Linked DNA regions of Homo sapiens: region 1 is linked to region 2. The links are chromatin contacts, found by Hi-C or POLR2A ChIA-PET in ENCODE. All regions are on one chromosome and are shown on one strand. The core of a region is the stretch at or near the end of the contact, and the rest is flanking DNA. Distances in the headings are between cores, read along the strand shown. Region 1 has its middle 76 kb from the start of LINC02621. Region 2 holds the start of ADO (2-aminoethanethiol dioxygenase).

Region 1 (3,693 bases), core at 703-3,202, 620 kb after region 2:
CCCGCCACCACACCCAGCTAATTTTTGTATTTTTAGTAGAGACGGGGTTTCACCAACTTGGCCAGGCTGGTCTCGAACTCCTGACCTCATGATCTGCCCACTTCGGCCACCCAAAGCACTGGGATTACAGGCCTGAGCCACCGTGCCCAGCCTGCCAAAAGCAATCTTTGAATCAAAGCTGGAAGAACTGATGCAATCAATATTCCTTAGTTTGGGACTGACTTGGTGCCTGAGTACCAGTCAACTTGGAGGATCTGCCATACAAATTATGAGGGTTTTTTTTTTTTTAACTGTGGAGGTCCTATTTTTGATAGATTATAGAAATAAGGAGTGACAAGTCAAGCTGTCATGAGAGGAGAGTCATCTAAAGTTAGTACTGAAAACAGAAATTTGGCTGGCAAATTAGTTAGAAAAGGGAGGCAGAACAATGGGAAAATTTTTTGCAAGATTTCCTGGGAGTTGGGGATGGTGATGATGGCAGGGGCCCTGGAGTGACCGCTTACCAATTAGTGGTTTACCTGTTAACTTTGGCAGATGTTTTACCAGTGAATGGTAAGATTTCTAATTGAGCTTCAGGCAAGACTGTCTAGTGAAAACTATACTTCTATTTACTCTTCAGTAACTAACAAGGCCTGTTTTTTTCTTTACTTAGTTCTTATTTGAGATCTTGGTTAAGAAATTATAAAATATAAATAGAATATTAGCGACTTGGGTTATTTGGTTGTTGAGAAAGGGTTCTCTAGAGAAAATATAATTTCATAACTGCAGTACTTATTCAATTAGACTAGGAAGGCTCCTCAGAGGTAATCTACTTCAACCTCTTTCTGTAGGCGGAAGCCATGCTCCCAACCAATCATATTCATGAATATCCAGCCTCTGTTTGACATTATTCTTTAAGGTTGTTTGCTTTTAGAATTTTCAGCCCATTTCTTGTAAGTTCCAGTTCTAAGAAAGGCTTTTTTACATATTAAGACAACTCATTTTTCCTGAAACTTGCAATCTTTTCCACTGACTGCCTTTTGTGATTCTGATTGGTGGTGACTTTCTGGTTTTCTCTTTACCTCTGTGGGTGACTAAAGGTGATTTTTTTTGTTTTTCAGAATAATAGTAATCAACTACATAATCTCCAGAAACTGCCAGCAACTTCCAAATTCCTCTTCACATAGCTTCTCAAATACTTCATTAGAACCAGTGTGAAAAATTTAAAATACAATGTGACATTTCTCTAGTAGAATGTAAGCTTCATGAGGGAAAAGACAACGCGTCTCCTTCCTGTATTCCTAGCACCCAGTACGGCACCTGACACATAATAGTGACCTTAGAAGAATATTTAAGAGTCATTGAGTAAACATTTTGTAGAGCTGTCCATGTTTATTTTCCATTCAGTGTTTACCAGGTGTCTGCTATTTGGACAGTCACTTCATTGTTCATTAGTACATGACTTTGGTAAATATATCTCCTGTGAAGAGAAATATTATAACTACTATGGCATTCAACACTGGTATTTCAGTTACTCAACTAATCCACCCACTGATGGAGTGAACCTTGAATTAAATGCTTTGAAGAATAAAGTGAATCTTGATAAAAATCAAAGGCTGAAGAAATCTTGTTTGACAGAAGGCATGAACAAAAATGCTAAAATTAATACTGTTTGTGGAGAAACACTCATTCCACCGCAGACTAAATGGAGTTCATGAGTATCAAAATGCCTATGTGATCAAAAGGCAGAAACAGCTTCTTTTTACTAGGTCTGTTAATATTCCAGGACTCATAATATTGTGCCTACATGAGCACCTGTGTTTGTGGTAACTCAAAGTATTTGAACACCTTATCTCATCCAACCTCAAATTTCCTGTGAGGTATTTAAGCACCGAGAGCTCTTGGTACTGTTTTCAAGATGAAGCAGATGAATTAGAGAGGCTGTTCACACACCAAATTTCACAGAAGCCTATGGAGGAAATGACGGGGAGACTTACCAGTTAACACCCAGTTGCAGAAATCAATGTCAGAGCTTGAAAGGACCTTATAAACCCCTGATCCAATGTGGACTTTCCTAGTAAGACTTCTGTTTGCAGTGACTTGGTTCATTTCACCAACCACAAGAATTTTAAGTAATTTTTAATCATAAAAGTAACATAGAACATAGTAATACATATATACGTACATACATGATACAGAAAGGTATCAAAAAACAAAAACATATATTACTTCCTCCTCTAACATTCCAGTGCCAGTTTCCAAAGATTCCTATTACCCAGAGGTAACCACTGTTAATAATTTTTAATGTATATTTCCAAAAATTTTTTATGCATTTAGAAATGTGTGCATGTGGGTGATGGGTGCACCAAAATCTCAGAAATCACCACTAAAGAACTTACTCATGTAACCAAACACCATGTGGTCCCCCAAAAACCTATTGAAATAAATAAATAATAACATAATAAAGACTTAATAAAAAGTAAAATAAAAATGTGTACATGTATACATACACGCAATGACAGTTGGTCCTCAAATAACATCATTCCATTCAGTGTCATTTCATTATACTGTTGATTGGAAAAAAATTGATTTCTGCCCGGGGCCCCTGTCTGTGTGGAGTTCCCATGTTCTCCCCATGTCTGTGTGGGTTTTCTCTGGGTATTCTGGTTTCCTCCCACATCCCAAAGATGTGCATGTCAGGTGAATTGGTGTGTCTACATTGTCCCAGCCTGTGTGGGTGTGTGTGTGAGGTGCCCCCTGCTAGGGTATGGCGTCCTGGCCAGGGTGGCTTCCGCTTTGCACCCTGAGCTGCTGGGGTGGACTCTGGCCACCCTCAACCCTCATCTGGAATAATTGGGTAATAATTATCTTGTTTTTATTAATCTTTCTTAAAAGTATATATAGTTCGCATTTATTTCAGTGTTTAATATTAGAAGTGTTTTACTCTTTAGAAGTTTGGTGATGTTTTTGTGACCAGAAATATGCCATAGGAACTTAGCTCTTGTTTATATCAATTAGCCTGCAGTAATTTGGTTCCATTGTGTGTTTCCTTAAAGCTGAAGTTTCCAAGTACCTACTGATGACGTTAAGTGAGGACTTAACTTGTGTGTTGCAGCTCCTATTAAATTGCTGCACTTGGAAGCATAGTAGTCATTTCAAACTTTAAAAAGATCTTCTGCTATTCTGTTCCAATTCTGACCTTCTCACAGTTTTATTCATCTAGTAAACACCAACTCGATCCTTCCAGTTGCTCAGGTCAAAACCTTTAAGTCATCTTTGGTTCCTCTCTATCCAAAACACCATCTATCTAATTCACCAGCAAATCTTATTGAGTATATGTTAAAAATATCTCCAGAATCCAACCACTTATCACCATCTCCATTGCTTCCACCCTAACTCAAGCCACTAGCATCTGTTGCCTGAATTATTACAATAGCCTTCTAACTGGTCTCCCTACTACTACATAGCTTTCTACTGTCTATACTCAGGATAGCAGACAGAAGGATCCTGTGAAAACACAAGTCAGGTCGTATACCTTCCATGCGCAAAAAACATTCAAATGCTCCCCAGTTAATTCAGAGTAAAAGCTGAAGTAAAAGACTGTCCACAGTCTGCTGACCCCATTACCTATATGACTTAATCTCCTGCTACTCTAGAGAAACTTCACTCTCTTTGTTCCACATATACTGGCTTTTGCGCTGTCCTGAACATGCC
Region 2 (3,442 bases), core at 530-3,029:
GAAAGAAAATAAATCTTGTCCTCTACATGCATAGTTATGTTGTGAGAATGATCCCCAAACTGAAAAAATCATTTAGTTTTCACAAGGAATTAATTAGGCAGGCCAGCTCACTTTAAACAGTAGCTCATCTCCTTAAACCTAGTTTTTACCAATGACTTGAACTAAAAACAATTCAAACCACTGGGTCATGCACAGTCAATAAGTTAAAAAACTATAAGAAAAAAAGGCATAAGGGCATGAGTGGAAAATAAACCCTATTTAACTAAGGGGTAGGGAGTGGGAGCAAGAAAACCACTTAGTATTTTGTATAGAATGGGGAAGAGAGGAAGATATTTTCATTATGGCTTTAGGATGGAAGCGCTTCAGATAGTCCCCTGCCCCATTCCTCCAAATCAAAGCCCCAGTGGCAGTGACAGTACCAGGAAACAATCTAGCCTCCCCGCCCACCCCGCCCCCATAACCGTGCCCGGCGGCTGCTGTCCAGTCGCCCGTGCTTCCCAAGGCTGCCGAGGAAGCGGCTGCTGCTCATTCCAGTAGATCCAACGCCCAGGCTAGGGGGTAGAGACACAGCCCTTGTGGTAGGGTAGGGCACGTCTTCGGCCCACCGCTCCTGGGCGCCAGTGGCTTCAAGGGAAGACCTTGGGACCTGGATAGGGTTCTCCCTCGCACCAGAAGTCATCGGCCTGTGGGGTCTCCAGGAGCCACACCTCTCGAGGCAGGTCACAGGCCGAGCTGGAGGCCTCCTTGGGCCTGACCGGCTCCAGCACCCGGTAATAGTGGCAGTCCCGGCCATCGTCCGGGTCGTAGGGCGGGGCCAGGATGTCCAGGAAGGCGGCAGGCCCTTCCACGGCGTCGATCTGGTGCAGGTTGTCCCGGTGCGGTGTGAGGATGCAGGGGCCGCTGGCCTCGGTGTACTCGGCCCGCGAACGCAGCACGCCCGGCCGCACGGCTTCTCGCTCCCGGGGCTGCAGCGGCGGCTCGAACTGCTGCTCGGGCGGCAAGGCCCGCGGCCGTTGCCCGCCGCCCGCGTCTAGCTTGTCCATGCAGCTGATGCGCACGGTGCCGTACAGCACCTTGAGCATGCCGTGCATGCCCGGGTGGTCGTGCAGCGGGATGGACGTGCCGCTCTTGAGCAGGAACACGCCCAGGCTGAAGCCGTCCGTCTCGTAGATGTGCATGTAGGTGACTGGCGGCAGGTTGGGCGGCAGCGGCTGCAGTGTGGCCTTGCGCGGGGCGATGTTCAAGTCCTCGGCGCGGAGCTGGGTCAGGAGGCTCTTCAGCTTGCTCAGGTTCTCGGGGAAGCCCGGCTGCATCGGCGCCTCCGGGCCAGAAGCCGCGTCGCGATCGGAAGCGCCGCGGCCGCCCCCGCTGCCCCGGAAGGTGAGGCAAGCCTGGCGGGCGATCCGTTGGATCAAGGAGGCCATGTTGTCTCGGGGCATGGTCGGCTGCTCCTCTGCGTGCCGGGACCGGCCCCCTCCTTTCCTCCGCCCCTTGCGGTCCCCGGCGGCCGCCACGGCTGCCCCCAGCCCGGGTCGAGGCGGGAGGCCCCGCAACCACCGGCCCGTCGGGCGCGCGGCACCGCCGCCAACCTCAGCAGCCACGCGCCCGCAACTGCCCGGCGCGCTCGCCTTGAGCCCCCTCTGAGCGCGCACGCGCACGCCCCACACCCCGCACTCACGCTCCGGGAGCAGATAGCGGCCGCGCAGACGGTGCCAGGCTTTGCCTTACGCCCGGCGCTCCATTCATGCGGCCCGCACCTACGACGGTGGCCGGGCGCCCGGGGACCCTGCGGAGCATGCCGGGACTTGTAGTCCGGCCTTCCGCTTGAGCTCTGAGATAGTTCAGTTTGTTGATTGGAAAATAGAGGAACTATTACACATGTTGGGCATAAAGCGATCTTTTTCAGGATGCAGAGGTGTTTTTCTTGTTTTAGAAAAGATGAATCGGGGTGGAAGATTAGTAGCCACTTGACTACAACTCCCGGCACTCCCCGCAGGGTGGAGTGACGCACTTCCGTCAGCTGGCCCCCGGAGTAGTGGAGGCTCTTGGCCTTCATAAGGAAAGGGGCAGGGAGGGTCGTTAACCTTCTGGCGCCGCGCTGGGGCCTGGTTAGCCATGCAGGGTCGCCTTCCTTTGGCCTTGCCCCTGGGAAGGAGGCTGTTGAGTCAGCCTTAGCTCCTCGTAGCGGCCTAGGCAGCACTGTCTCCCACGGGAATTGCAGGAGGGCGCTTTTATAATTTTGTGTTTCCTAGGAGGGGAGGGGGTCCAGGCCGTCCTCTGTGATCATCAAGGTTACTCGGCCCAGCTGGGCCCAGCTGGGCCCAGCTGTTGTTTGCATCAGGACCTGATGACGCTGCTCTTCTGGTTACAGAGCAGTATAGCTTTTTGCTGGAGAGACTTGAGAGGCCATTTACAGTGGTCGTGGATTCTGAACATACTAGTGGTTATCAAATCTTGGTTTGCCTGAGAAGGGGGAGCGGGCTTTTATAAATGCAGATTCCCTGTCGTCACCCAGAGATGGAGTTACTAGATGGTTCTGAGGCATCCTAGGAGAAATAGTGGTGTGCAACAGTCAGTTCAGTCAGTAATTGTGAAATTGTTTCACTACACAGAGGCATCCTTCTCCTTGGCGTGAACTAACTTTTGGCATAAGTAAATGACTAGAAAAGCAAGACATTAGATACTATGACTTTAAACTTAACCCTGAGTTTAAAGTCTTTTTGGATTCCAAAGCTGAACATGGGTTTCTTGTACATTTTGTAATTGGAGTGGTTCAGTGAATCCTCTCCAGTTAAAATAGGCATACTTTTTAAAGTGGATTACATAACCTGGCTAATGAGTACTCACAATATGCCAGGCACTGTGTTAAGTGCATTATATAATGAATGTTATACTATTTAATCCTTGCAGCAACTCTTAAGAGGCAGGCACTATTATTATTCCCAGATTGCAGATGAGGGAATAAGTTGTAGGATAGTGAATACTAAGTACCCAGCAAAGCATGAGCAGCAGAGCAGAAATAAGTACAGTCTTACCAAAAACAGCAGCTTGAATTGGTGTAAAAGCACCAAACGAGAGTCAGGATATTGTTGTTCCAGCCTACTGTGTGTACTTACAAGCTGTGTGTCGTTAGGCAAATCCTACCCTTTTAGGGCCTCAATTTATTCATTTGTAGAATGCCGGTGTTAAGGGAACAAAAGTTCTGAACCCTACTCATCAGAACCCCCTGGAGAGCTTAAAAAATAAAGATCTTGGGGTCACACCTCAGAGATTTTGATTCAGAAGAACTGGAGTGAAGCCTATTTTTTTGTGTGTGGTTTTTTTTTGTTTGTTTGTTTGTTTGTTTTGAGGGGTAACAAGGTTTATCGTGAAGAGCGAAATAACAAAGCTTCCACAGCTTGGAAGGGGACCACAGCGGGTTGCCCCTATGATTTATATTTAA

What was found. A loop is a pair of places that touch in the nucleus more often than their neighbours do. ChIA-PET counts read pairs that join two places held with the same protein, here RNA polymerase II (POLR2A). Pooled maps may share reads with other maps.
Region 1: a pooled map shows a loop between it and region 2 (5-fold over the local background). The contact joins the enhancer-like site here to the promoter of ADO in region 2. A Hi-C loop is called at or near these places in 4 of 168 maps with a recorded cell type or tissue (CD4-positive, alpha-beta T cell, CD8-positive, alpha-beta T cell and naive thymus-derived CD4-positive, alpha-beta T cell) and 10 of 50 pooled maps. POLR2A ChIA-PET finds 5 or more read pairs at or near these places in 1 of 52 experiments (CD4-positive, alpha-beta T cell).

What each region holds. Positions count from the first base shown.
Region 1 is chr10:62,181,795-62,185,487 of GRCh38, reverse strand. It overlaps a transcript of RTKN2 not described here. Among named protein-coding and RNA genes, the nearest start is that of LINC02621, 76 kb to the left of the region's middle. Within about 2 kb of position 1,952, at least 5 of the 41 ENCODE cell types and tissues checked have a DNase peak (open chromatin) inside an H3K27ac peak, as active enhancers do; they include CD4-positive, alpha-beta T cell and CD8-positive, alpha-beta T cell, where a contact is called at or near this core.
Region 2 is chr10:62,803,057-62,806,498 of GRCh38, reverse strand. It overlaps ADO (2-aminoethanethiol dioxygenase), which reads right to left and starts at 1,779. Exons shown (of 1, transcript NM_032804.6): 1 at 1-1,779. The coding sequence starts at 1,439. The coding sequence ends at 627. RefSeq lists enhancers at 1,175-1,294, 1,765-2,024 and a silencer at 1,475-1,724.